Linked DNA regions of Mus musculus: region 2 is linked to region 1. The links are chromatin contacts, found by POLR2A ChIA-PET in ENCODE. All regions are on one chromosome and are shown on one strand. Each heading gives the region's core, a stretch centred on a gene start or an enhancer-like site at or near the end of the contact. The rest is flanking DNA. Distances are from core to core; before and after follow the strand shown. Region 1 holds the start of Sirt5 (sirtuin 5). Region 2 holds the start of Nol7 (nucleolar protein 7).

What was found. ChIA-PET counts read pairs that join two places held with the same protein, here RNA polymerase II (POLR2A).
Region 2: POLR2A ChIA-PET joins it to region 1 with 28 read pairs in Patski. The contact joins the promoter of Nol7 here to the promoter of Sirt5 in region 1. POLR2A ChIA-PET finds 5 or more read pairs at or near these places in 3 of 5 experiments (Patski and embryonic stem cell).

What each region holds. Positions count from the first base shown.
Region 1 is chr13:43,360,337-43,367,187 of GRCm38, reverse strand. Sirt5 (sirtuin 5) reads right to left here and starts at 1,653. Exons shown (of 9, transcript NM_178848.3): 1 at 1,644-1,653.
Region 2 is chr13:43,396,591-43,403,110 of GRCm38, reverse strand. It overlaps Nol7 (nucleolar protein 7), which reads right to left and starts at 4,735. Exons shown (of 8, transcript NM_023554.2): 1 at 4,453-4,735; 2 at 4,316-4,376; 3 at 3,542-3,600; 4 at 2,490-2,518; 5 at 2,177-2,258; 6 at 1,693-1,814; 7 at 1,534-1,611; 8 at 253-1,349. The coding sequence starts at 4,706. The coding sequence ends at 1,270. It overlaps Ranbp9 (RAN binding protein 9), which reads left to right. Exons shown (of 14, transcript NM_019930.2): 14 at 1-438.

The DNA of each region.
Region 1 (6,851 bases), core at 404-2,903:
CAAAGGAAGACACTGGGACCATGGAATGAAGCCACAATGAACTATCAGCACAAATCTGCTGGAATTGGCTAGTTATCAAAAAGACAAAAGCTAACATTAACAAGGATGTGGATGAAAAGGAACTGAGATACTGCGAATGTCAGTTAGCATAGCGGTTTTGGTAATCAATATGGAGATCACTCAACAACTTCAAACCAGAATTAGCACGTACTCTAGCAAGCCCCTCCGAGCTTGTTATGAAGGGATTGAAGGTCAATGTGGGCAGGAGAGAGGTATCTACACTTCGATGTTAATTTTGGTGTTACCCACATGGAAACAATCTAGGTGGCAATCAACAGAGGACTAAGGCAAGTGTAGCCTGTGCACACACAATACAATATTAGAACAAGTTCTCGGGCTGGGGAGATGGCTCAGCGGTTAAGGGCACCGACTGCTCTTCCAAAGGTCCTGGATTCAAATCTCAGCAACCACATGGTGGCTCACAACCATTCGTGAGGAGAACTCCCTCTTCTGGCGTGTCTGAAGACAGCTACAGTGTACTTACATATAATAAATAAATCTTTAAAAAAAAATGACCCTGCTAACCTAAGTGAAATAAGCTAAGCAGAGCAGGGCAGGTGGACCGATTTCACACGAGGAGCATAGAAAGGAACAGAATGGTGGTCACCAGAGGCTGGGTGTGGGGAACAAGATGGGGGCATGGAGATGTCTGTCAAGGGCAAGTTTGACTGGTCTTTTGTAGGGCACAGCAACCAAAGTTGATAATGAAGTGATGCACATTTCAAAACTTTAAAACGAGTGAACTCGTAAGGTTCTTACTAAAAAATTTCGAGATGACAGACACATTAATCAGCTTAGCTATCTCTTCTTATATATAATCCATGCATTTATCAAAAGTCCCCACTGCAGCCCAGCAATATACACTACCAACTGAAATGCAGGAGTAGGCACAGGGCAGAGTGCATGGCAACTGTCCTGCAGAAACGTTCACAGGCCTTCCATAAAGACTTTTTGGACACCAAAAGCTCCCAAATGAGATCAGCACCCCAAGAGTCCCAGGCCTTGACACCAACCCTCTCCGCTCATACCTGCTCAGGGCTACCTGCCTTCTAACCTAAAGGGTACAGCCTGGAACCCAGCTGATCACCTTTCCCAACACGTGCGTGCCCACCCTCCAGCCCCCACCCTCGGAGGGTTTTCGGCCCACCTCTGCAGCTGTCGCTCCTGAGCTCCCATCTTCCCAGAGTTGAAAAGTGCGCTACCCCCAACCCTGCCCCCCTCTCAAAAACTTTGGGGCACCATCCTCCCGGCTCGTGGCTGCGCTTTGACCTTTCCCCCTTTCTCTGCTGCCACGATCACCACATCCTGCCGGCTCCACCTTCAGGTTGTGTCGTGATCCTACCCTTTCTGCACTCCCACCGCCACCACTACAACCCGTCCCTGTCACCTTAGCCAAAGTGCCCTTCCTTCCGGTCACTGCCTTCCCGGGCCCAGCTGCTCCCCTAGGTTTCACTCCTACGCCTGGCCCATCCAGCCAACCACAGCGTCGCCGCCGACCCCACCGGCACCCCATCGCGCATGCGCGGGATGGGGCGCGCGGAGCCGAAACAAAGCCCAGACCCCCACCAGTGCCAGACACGCACCTGCAAAAAGCGGTGGGGACCGTGGAGCAGGAGAGGCCTGGGGCGGGGCGCTCCACGTCCTGGTGCCAAGCCCTGGCTGCAGCGGCCCCTGCCGGAGACCCGGAGCGCGACATACTATTGGTGGGACCACGAGTCAGTGGAAGGAGAGGCGACTTGCATGTGTCTTTGTGACCTTCCAAGGCTCATTCCACTGCCCAAATAGGTCAAGAACTACCTACCGCCTGCTCTGTGGCCTCCTTGAGCACACTGGGGGATGCAATTTCAGCACAGAGCTTAGCAAAATCAGAGTCGATTCCCCTGAAAATCTGTGGCCTGGCGAGTCGGTTCCGGGCTAGCCCAAACTGCTCCAACACAACCTAGAGGTTATGATCACTACTGCTGGTGCAAGATCGACTAGCTTTAGGGACAGACTTCTCTGGTCAGGCTCATCAGCATGGCTTTTCTAATACTTCAATTGGTGATGGAGCCAGGGAACCAGAAAGGGAAATAATCCGAGAATTTGGGAGCAAACAGTTCACATTTATCTTTCCCAGGTTAAAACTCAAATGTCGCTGGGCGTGGTGGCGCACGCCTTTAAACCCAGCACTAGACTAGGGAGGCAGAGGCAGGCGGATTTCTGAGTTTGAGGCCAGCCTGGTCTACAAAGTGAGTTGAGTTCCAGGACAGCCAGGGCTACACAGAGAAACCAAAAAACAAAACAAACAAACAAACAAAAAATCTCTCCTCGCCTCTCCTCTCCCCTCCCCCTCCCCCTCCCCCTCTTCTCTTCTTTTGGTGTTGGAGATGTTGAACCCTGCACCTTTCTCGTGTTATGCAAGCACGCTACCACTGAGCTACATCTCCAGCTCTTCAGTTGCTTTTCATGCTTGTGACAATAACTGCCACACACGTTAATTCTTTACTATCAATACGTGGAGGACAGGGAGAGACATTCAGCTTCTTATTGCATATGTAGCCCTCCATCACCCACGGGGTCTGCCATTTCTTTCTTTCTTTTTTTTTTTAATTAGGTATTTTCCTCATTTACATTTCCAATGCTATCCCAAAAGTCCCCCATACCCCCCCCACTCCCCTACCCACCCACTCCCCCTTTTTGGCCCTGGCGTTCCCCTGTACTGGGGCATATAAAGTTCGCAAGTCCAATGGGCCTCTCTTTCCAGTGATGGCCGACTAGGCCATCTTTTGATACATATGCACCTAGAGACAAGAGCTCCGGGGTACTGGTTAGTTCATATTGTTGTTTGAGACGCTGTATTTCATCAAAGTCCAGGAGACTTCCCCCACATCCCAGCTCTGATGCTCCGGCCACTCTAACCTTTCTTCTAGGCTTGGAAAGGCCACCTTTTCCCAACCTCACCTCACACAAGAGATGGTCTGAAGTGGAAATTTCAGGTAGTGTCATGTGATGCAGACTCACATGGTGTCTTGCTGAGGCAAGATCCATGGAAGGACACCAAGAGCTTTGAAGAGAGTATAAATAGGACTCAACAGAATGGGGTGAGATGCTTGCTTAGCTAGCTTTGCAATGCTTCATTGGTCTCCAGCCTTTGCTGATCTTTGCTTCATTGATGGAGTTACGGCAAAGAACGTTTCCCGGTGTCCCAGCTGATCCAATTTGGTGTAGGCCTGGTGGTTTCTGCTGGATCCTGCTGCCACTGTTGATTTGTGTTTGGTATCCTGACACTACAGAACTATATTGCTGGTGTCCTGACAATAGTGATTGGAATCACCCCCAAAGAACCACTTCTAAACAGGTCCACATCTCCTTGTCTTGTTTGCTATTTTTCTCTCCCCAACCTTTGAACTGTGGGCTAGAAGGAGGGTCAAAGCATTTGAGAACCCTGATTAAAAGTAGGTTTTGAAAAAATCTAAGCTACAATGTTTCCTCGGTATTTTGGAATCAGTGGCCAAAAAAGTGTCCGAGGACAAGAAATGGCAGTGGCTGTGGTAAGTTTCCAGGCTCAGACTTAACTCAGGTCAGACTTCAGACTTGGTCATCCATACCATGATAGGTGCACATGGTAAAAGATGCCACCAGAAGAGGCATCTGGGGATCTGGGAGGGTAATAGAGAAGAGTCTCACAAGCAGGAAAGATTACAGACCCCTGAAAAGCAATCCTTTCTAAGGAAAGACAAAAGAAGGCATGTTGAGCAGCTGAGAGAGAATCCATGGTGGTTCTGAGGTTTGGGGGATCACAGTTCCAGGCACTGTATACTTATTGTTTTTGACTCTGCCCCTTGACAATACAGGAAGATGGAAATGGCTGGGGGGCTACAGAGATGGCTCAGCAGTTAAGAGCACTGACTACTCTTCTGAAGGTCCTGAGTTCAAATCCCAGCAACCACATAATGGCTCACAACCATCTGTAATAGAATCTGATGCCCTTTTTTGGTGTATCTGAAGACAGCTACAGTGTACTTATATATAATAATAAATAGATCTTTGGGCAGAAGCAAGCAGGGCTGAGTGGGGCCTGGAGCAAACAGAGGTCCTGAGTTCAATTCCCAGCAATCACATGATGGCTCACAACCATCTGTACAGCTACAGTGTACTCATATACATAAAATAATTAAATCTTTTTTAAAAAGAAAAAGAAAAAAGAAAGTGGGAATGGCTGATATAAAACTAAAGTGTTTGGCTCATTGAACTCTGCAGTGCTTGGATTCTGAGACACTATTCCAGGGCCTCCAGAGTCTTTAAAAGAACTGGATTCATAGCCAGGCAGTGGTGGCACACACCTTTAATCCCAGCAGAGACAAAAGCAGGAAGATCTCTGAGTTTGAGGCCAGCCTGATTTACAGAGGTCCAGGACAGCCAGAGGCTACACACTACACAGAGAAACCCTATTTTGAAAAAACAAATGGAAAAATATTAAATTAAATTTAGAGAGAGAGAGAGAGAGAGAGAGAGAGAGAGAGATATTTGTAACTCATTATCCATCACTTGGAAGCGCTCAGGGAACACTGCCAAGCCAACTGCTGACAGAGGAGTGCCTCTCGGGTTGAGCACGATCCTTTGCCCTCTGTCTTGGAGAAATAAAATAGAAAAGAAGCCGAGGATGCCGTACTAATACGGTGTGGATGTTTGGTTGACAGAAACACAACCATTTACGTCATAAAGTGACCTTGTTTGTTCCCTCGGGTGATATTTGGGGATTAGGCTGGCTCGAGAGGAAGAGCAGTCTAACCATGGCGAGCTACAGGAGCCACTGCTTAAGGAGTGGTTTAATTAGAAAACTGGCTTTGTTGATACCAGATAACAGCTGTTCCTATCCCTCCCAAGTGGAAACAGCGTCTACTGGTCAGGACTCTCCAGAGGAAATGAGAAGCTGAATCTATATTAAAGAGGGATTTATCATCACAAGCTAGGGTCACCTGGGAAGAGGGAATCTAAATTGAGAAAATGTCTCTACCAGATTGGCCTGTAGACAAGTCTGTGAGGCATTTTCTTCATTAATGATTGATGTGGAAAGGGCACAGCCCACTGTGGGCGGTGTCACCCATAGGCATACATAGGAAACTAGCCGAGTGAGCCTTAAAGAGCAAGCCAGTGCGAAGCATTCCTCCAGGGTCTCTGCTTCAGTTCTTGCCCTGAGTTCCCTCAAGGATGGACTGTGATGTGCAAGTGTCAAAGCCAAATGAATCCTTTCCTTTCCAAGTTGCTTTGGATCCAAGCGTTCTCGCAAGGCACCAGAACGCAGAAGCAGACCTCACTGCTGTTCAACTGCAGTATGTTAGCTTCATAGTTAGCTTCATAGTTAGCTTCATAGTTAGCTTCATAGTTAGCTTCATAGCTTCATAGTTAGCTTCATAGTTAGCTTCATAGTTAGCTTCATAGTTAGCTTCATAGTTAGCTTCATAGTTAGCTTCATAGCCCCGGGAAGGGGCAAGGAGATGAATGAGGAGGATTAATCAATGTATTGGGTTTTTTTGTCTTTCTGTGTGTTCATGTGTGTCCGTACATATGCATGCGTGCATGTACACATATCATACCATTCTTCAGGTCCTAGCCACCTTGCTTTTTGAGGCAGGACTTCCTATTGGCCAGGAGCTCCTGATGTAGGCTGGGTGGCCAATGAGCTGTAGAGATTGTTTCAGCCTCCCCAACACTGGGTTTACAAGACCTCAACTACCACACCCACATTTTTCATATGGGTTCTGGGGAATCAAACTCAGGTCTTTGTGCTTTCCCAACTGAGCCATCTCCAGCATTGCTGCTATCTTGGCATGTATTTTAAAAACAGTTCATATTAAATAGCAACGGTGAAAGTGGATATGTAGCTCACAGAATCCCCAAGACCAGGTCTAGGAGCCTCTGCCTGAGCAGTGTCATGCAGAGCATCCTGACACCACAGGACCCATCTCTGGGCTTAGATCAGGCTCACCTACTGTGAAAGCTGCCTTTACAGTTGCCATTCAAAAGTCAAATTTCTTTTCTTTCATAAGATTTATTTTATGTGTGTGTGTTGCCTGTGTTAGTGCACACCTGCACGTGTGTGCACCACATGCATACCGTGCCTGTGGAAGCCAGAAGAGGGTATCAGATTCTCTTAGAAATGGAGTTGCAAGTCACCATGTTGGGTGCTGGAAATCAAACCTAGGCCCTCTGCACGTTCTCTCAATCACTAAGCCATTTCTTCAGACCTCAGTGAGTTAAATTTCTTAAAGGCAGGGAATATGGCTCCGTAGTGGAGAGCCGGTTTAGCATGCACCATATCCTGGGGTTGACCTGCAGCACAGTAGAAGAAGTTCATCTGCATTCTCTTCCACTGTCAGAAAGAGCTCGTTCTGGCTCCTTGTCACCACTGGTTGGCTCTCTTGCAAAGCCCAGATAAGAAGCCTCTGATTGACAGAACCTCTATGCCCTGGGGAAGGGAAAAGTCGGTAATTTTACTTTCTGGTATGAAAGGAAGACTGCCTCCCAGTAAAACCCATAGGAAGTGGATACAAATACTTAGCCTCTAAAGAAGGACCCTGGCACTCTGTAAGAGCAAGCAGCACTCCGTTTAAGCCTTGGCTTTAATTCCTTTCTTTTGATCTGGAAATGCTTTGTGTTGTAGTAACATGGCCTCATGTTTTCTAACAGTAGACAGGCACACTGGCTGTCCACTGCCTCTGGATCTCTTCCTCTGCATGCTCCACCAGAGTGGCTAAATACGAGCACACTGCTAACCTGCTCTTACATTGTCTATTCCACAAACTTATCTC
Region 2 (6,520 bases), core at 3,486-5,985, 33 kb before region 1:
ATAAACATCCGACAGTTTGAATTAATAGTGTTGATGGAAGAAATCATTTTTAATGTGTACTGTAAAACTTGAAATACTCAGGAGCTGAGTGAGTATGTTTGTTGCTACTTACAATCCCAACCTGTTAGTCCCAGTAGTTTTGTTTTAACATGGTCTTTTTCAACTTTGTTTCCTGTTTAACTACAGATGACTTCTGTTGTAGACTCACAAGTTTAACTGTTGTATTATAACAGTATTACATGTCAACAGTGTGGTTATGACCTTTATTTATATAAAAACCAAATATTTAGTCAATTTACCGTGTCTTAATTTAATCTTTGTACACCTTCCATTTTTAAGTGCTTAAATGAGTACTATATTGCAATAAAAAATGTAGCGATATTAAAAAAAATGTAGCGATATAATTAACCAGCCATTAAAAATTTACTTCTACAGATATTAGTGTCAGTTGAATTTTATGTATTAGGTTCTCATATACTGCTTAGAGTCAGTTCAAGTTCTACAGACTAAAACTACCTTTAGGTAACTGCATTAGTTAAAACCTTACACTGTGCAAGGAAATAGAAAAATAGGAACTTAACAGGTAACTGTCAACCAAGCAAAACCTCCAAACTAGTTAAAAATAAAATTTGAAAAGCTGTTCCAGAGCTGGCAAGATTGCTCAGCAGGTAAAGGTACTTAGTTACAACCTCTGGACACACATGGTAGGGAAGAATCTATATAAATTGTCTCCTGACACACCAGCTATGTGTGTGACACACACACCCCTACCTTTCTCTTTAAAGAACAAAAAACACTTAATTCCAATGAATTTCGTCCATGGTGAGGTAAAGGTACTAGCTGAGGTTGAAGTCTTCTCCAACACATGTTTATTTACCTGTTCTGTGGATTTTTTGTTTGTTTTTTACACTGTGCTTTTTAACAATGACTTCTTATTCCTTGACAACAGGAATCACATCAATAACACCAGAATAGCTTTTCAGCTGTACTAAAAGACTTCATGAATGGTCTCTGTTCCCCTTCCTGGGGCCACTCAAAAGATGAAGATTCCTCTTTAAGTGAGTGCTTCTCCCTCCAGGACACTCAATTGTGTTCTAGAAAAGAAATGTGACCAGCTGTTTTCCCAAACAAAATATGTTTATGATTTTTATAATGATCCGTTACAATGATTTATCAGTGACTAAATTTTGAGAAATGAACCCTCTCTGCACCCAGTAATCTTAAACTATGCATGCAAAATGCAGGTTTTTCATTTCACTTGACTTTGATTCACTTATAAGTTTTCTTCTTCATCTTTTTGGCCATCCACCGTTTTTTAAACCTCTTGGCATTTTGTTGTTTCTGAGCTCCTATAAGAGAACAGAAGCTCCAGGTGTAAAAACAGTCAACAGGTATTCAAAACCCAAGAAACAAAGTCTGAGCGTCTAGTTTACATAAAGTAGATCTTTCAACTTAAAATCATGACCCACCTCCTTCCAAAAACCTTTTATTTGTAAAAACTACTAAAGCCAACAGATGAACGCGCTATCTTACCCCAGGTGCTAGTCAGAAACTGGGCTGCAGCCTTTTTCACTGGTGACCTCTTGTTGTTCAGAGACAGGAACTTGTTTACTAAAGGGAAGAATCACACATCACTGCTTTGTCATTGTGAGAAACTAAGGGAGAGACAGACATAGTCCATAAGAAAATTACCAGTAGTCCTTTTGGAATCTGAACCATATAAACAACTGTGGATGAAGTGTTTGGCTGCCTCTTGCCTTGAATCTCTCAGATCTTCATCTTTAAGCCTTACAGCCATGTAGCTTTCAATCTGACTGGTGATTAATACAAAAGGTCAACGTAAATTAGAGGGTACATGCTTGTTCTCCTGCATAACTCTGTAGTGTATGGTGCTGGGGACAGTCAACCCAAGGTGGCTCCCATACACTACGTACGTACTGTACCACTTGGCCAACATCCTTAACCCAACTTTTTCCGTCCTTAAGGTGGATGGGGTTAGGGTGGTGTCAAACTCAGGGCCTCACAGAAACAAGGCAGGGACTGTACTTTATGACTCCTAACGCCTACATGATCTCACTTTGTTACTATCAAAACTGATACTTTTCTACAAGTAAACCAATACTATCAACTACATGGAAACTGCATCCCACGGGGAAAACGGAACAAAACTCATTACCCGACAGACTGCACTTTCTGTACTTTAACTTTCTTGGAGTTTCTTCCTTTTGCATGCTGTTCACTTTTCTTTTTCAAATTAACTGAAAAAATAAGATCCACTTTGTAAGTAGTATTTATATAAATTAACACCTAATGGAAGTTACTCACTTTGGTGACCACCTATCATGTGAGTACAGGTTTTATTTTGAAGAAAATAGTGGAAAACAGGCTTAAGCCAACTTTGGCCAGGCCTAAGGACCACAAATAACCAAAAATTTCTGCAAGTGCACTTTACCATTACATGAAGTTACTTAACCAAGGACAAGTCATACCTTTTACGTTTTCTGGTGATTTCTTTATGCTGCGGGAGGAAAAAAAAAAAAAACGAAAGATGGGACTGGCAGGCAATAGAGAGTACTCAAAACAAGTATCCAAGATCCTCTCTCGATTTCATGACCCCTGCCCTTAATCTTTCCTCACTGAGCCACACAGCGCTGCCACAACTCCCAGTCATTTGACTAGTATGGAGTGTCCTCAGAACTTAAATTTGAGCACTGTTAATAGAAACTCAGAACTGTTAACTTAGCATTCCAAAGATCAAGTAAAGGCTGGTGCTAGTCTCACAGTATTGAGAAACTAGATTTAGACAACAGTTTGGACCCTGGAGACCAAGGATGAGTTCCAGGTACCTACGGAGTGACTAAACTGCCTGGAAGAGAAAGCACAGAGGCCTGTACAGATGGGAAGTTATGGAGGAGGGAGCGAGAAGAAAGGGTCCACACTTGACCTCGGGTAGGAAAGAGAAGGACCTCACCTAAAAGCACAAACATCTGCTTATATACCTCATGGATTAAAGATCTGAATAATTATGGAAAGTAACCAACAATTTGGAACTACTATTCTGATTTAAAAGAAAAAAGACTTGAGAAGTTAGAATGTTCTAAGGTCAGGTGTGGTGGTGCACACCTTTAATCCCAGCACCAAGAGGCAGAGGCAGGCAAATCTGTGTTTGAGGTCAGCCTGGTCTACAGAGCAAGAGTTACATGACAGTCAGGGCTACTGAAACCCTGTCTAGAAAAACAAAAAGAATGTACCAAGGAGTGAATTCAGCAGGGCGTAAACTCAAGCTTTGGGTTTGAAGCACTGGCAACACGGCTGCTAAACGAAATGAGGAACAGAGAAAGGGGTGGCGGCAGGTAGAGCAAGCTAAAGGAAAGTCTGGGTTTAAGTTCCTGCTGCAACACTAAATGTTCTCAGTCACTTACTTACCATCTATCTTGCTAGACAAAGTTGAGGAACTCCAAAAGCACTGTGTAGCTTTTAAGTTTGGGGAGAATTTCTTAGGGTCTACAGACTTTATGCACGTAGAAACTGCAATACTTACTCGGCCTCTGAAGCTGTAGTTAGCTGCTCTAATACAGCATCTGGAAGCAGCTTTCTTTTCTTTGGGGATAAAGACATTTGATGACAAGTTAAAGTGAGGTACAGGTATGCCTGGAGATAACTTCTAACGTTACTCATTTCGAACAGTCCTGAATTCGGGCCAATCTGTGAATACGTCCCTGCTGCCTCTAAACCGACAACATTAAGACTGGATTTAGAAAGCCCAATACAGGCCGGACATGGTGGCGCACGCCTTTAATCCCAGCACTCAGGAGGCAGAGGCAGGCGGATTTCTGAGTTCGAGGCCAGCCTGGTCTACAAAGTGAGTTCCAGGACAGCCAGGGCTATACAGAGAAACCCTGTCTCGGAAGAAAAAAAAAAAAAAAAAAAAAAAAAAGAAAAGAAAAGAAAGCCCAATACATTCCCTGTCATTTTACCCAAAGTAGCTCAACGTTCAAGTATCCCGGCTACTAACTGAAAGGTATTTAGGTATGGCCACTCGAAATCAGATCTCTGGGGTGCGAAAAAAGAAATCATTAGCTCCAGCCTAGAATTTTAAAAACTCAAGCAAACCTCACCACCTCTGGAAGCCTGTAAGACCTACTGTCAGGGATAGATGAGTGTCAGTGCTTCCACGCCTACTTTGAATTACGGCAGACTCCAAGAAACGCCAATGGCCCTTGCACCTCTCCAGTACCCTATCCTTTAAGGAGCTTTTAGCAAGGGAACTCTAGCCCCGGCCGAGTTTACATAAGCGACAAGTCCCGCGTCCAACCTTCTGTTCGATGAACAGCTCCTCGCGCCGTTTCCTCTTCTCCTTCAACAGCGTTTTATCCCTGGAAGGAAAGGAGTCGGGTCAGCGCCGGCCGAGCCTGGGGAGTCCCGAGGCGCCAACATTCCCGGGCGCTGCACCTGCGAGCACTCGCGCGCACGCGCAGCTCCTCCTCCCGGGCTTCCGCCTGGGCGCTGGCGAAAGTCAGCTCCTCCGGGGCTTCGTCGTCCGCGTCCTCCTCCTCGTCCAGGGGCTCGGCGGCCGCGCCACTGCTAGGCTGCGCGAGCAGCAGGCCGTGCTCCGCCTCCTCCTCCTCCGAGGCCGCCTGGTCCTCGTCCACCATCGCCTCAGCCGGCGCGGGAATACGCGACAAGCGGGGCCGGAGCTGCACCATGGCAAACGGAAAGGCGGCTGTCTGACCCTTGACCCGGAAGCAGCCGTGCGCGGTGCGCGCTCTCTACGCCCTCTGCTGGTTCGGAGGCCGCGAAACGTGCTGAGGCGCGTGCGCGGGAGGGCGGGGCTTTTCATGGCTGAGACGGGGGGGGGGGGTAAGAGGGCGTGGTTTCGTGCTGCTAGGTGTCGCCGCCTTTTTTTTTTTTTTTTTTTTTTTTTCTCCCCCAGGTTGCTTAGATCTATGGAACAGAGGCAAGGGTATAATAAATAACGAAATAAATGACCATCGTTGCTTGTGAGATGCATCCCTGTATGTATTGTGTACGACCCACCCCCATCACCACCCCCACCCCCTCCAACCCTTGCAATCCTCTGCCCATATATTTTTTGGGAATACATGGCCCACGTGATGTCTTTTACCAGCTATACAGTAGGAAATGATTCTTCATTCCCTAATCTATCCGTGCACTTGGATGAGCTGTCCTCTCTGATATGTGTTCCCCTACGCAGAACGGTTGACTTTCAACGTCCCACCCAGAGACCATGGCATGTTTAGTTACACTATTCTCTAAATACTCAAGTCACCTGGCTGTTGCTTCTACCATTCTAAAGTCATTGATTTCTAATGTCACACTATATGTTCGACAAATGGTTAGTTAACATATATACTTCCTACTTCTAAACCTTATCCCCCCCCCCCTCTTGTTTAGAAGCAGTTTCCAATTTAAAAAGAACAAATAAGTGTGGATAAAAAGATCAAAACAAGGCCTGTAGGTGGTGGTGCATGCCTTTCATCCTAGTGGTGCGGGGCAGAGGCAGGAGGAACTCTTGTGAGTCTAGGCCAGCCTGGTCTATGGAGTGAGTTCCAGGAAAGCCAAGGCTACACAGAGAAACCCTGTCTCAGAAACAAAACAAAACAAGAACTGCTAGAGACATCGTAGGCAGAGAAGGATGGGGAGGGTGGCTCTGAAACGTCTGGGCTCGGTCAGATAGAAAATACAAATGAAAAACATTCTCTGAGTCCGGCAGAGTAGTGCACGCCTGAAATCCCAGCACTCGGGAAGCCGAAGCAAGAACATCTTAAAGTCTGGGCCAGCCTGAACTAAAGTGAAACCTATTGCAAGAAAACAAATGTTTGCATCAGCAGACCCCTACAGTAACTAGCATTGAGAGAGGTTAAACTGAAGCCCGGTGACAACCTACCAAAAGCATGTGATGGTCCATACGTGTAGATGCCGCATTAAAGTGTCACAGAGGGCAGGAGAGACGGCTCGGCAGTTAAGAGAACTTCAACTTACTGCTTGCTCTTCCAGAGAACCTTAGTTCAGTTTCTAGTACCTATGTCAAGCAGCACACAACCACTTTTTTTTGTTGTTTTGTTTTGTTTTGTTTTTCGAGACAGGGTTTCTCTGTGTAGCCCTAGCAGTCCTGGAACTCACTTTGTAGACCAGGCTGGCCTTGAACTCAGAAATCCTCCTGTCTCTGCCTCCAGAGTGCTGGGATTAAAGGCGTGCGCCACCACCGCCCGCTACATAACCACTTATGACTAGTTCCAGGGGCTCCAAGGGCTTTGGCCCCTGCAGTACGCATAGCCATTGCATACAGACAGACACACAGACACACACCTTGGAAAGGTATCACTGAAATTATAACTAGCTCCCTAGCTTCAGCTTACCACCTCCAGTGTGACCCTCATGCTGCCTGGCTACTTCTCCAGACTCCCAATTGGTCAGATAATCTATCTCCTTCACGCAAAGGACTTTTAGGATTTGTTACAAATGACTGTCACCTATGGTACACGCAACTCTCCCTTGT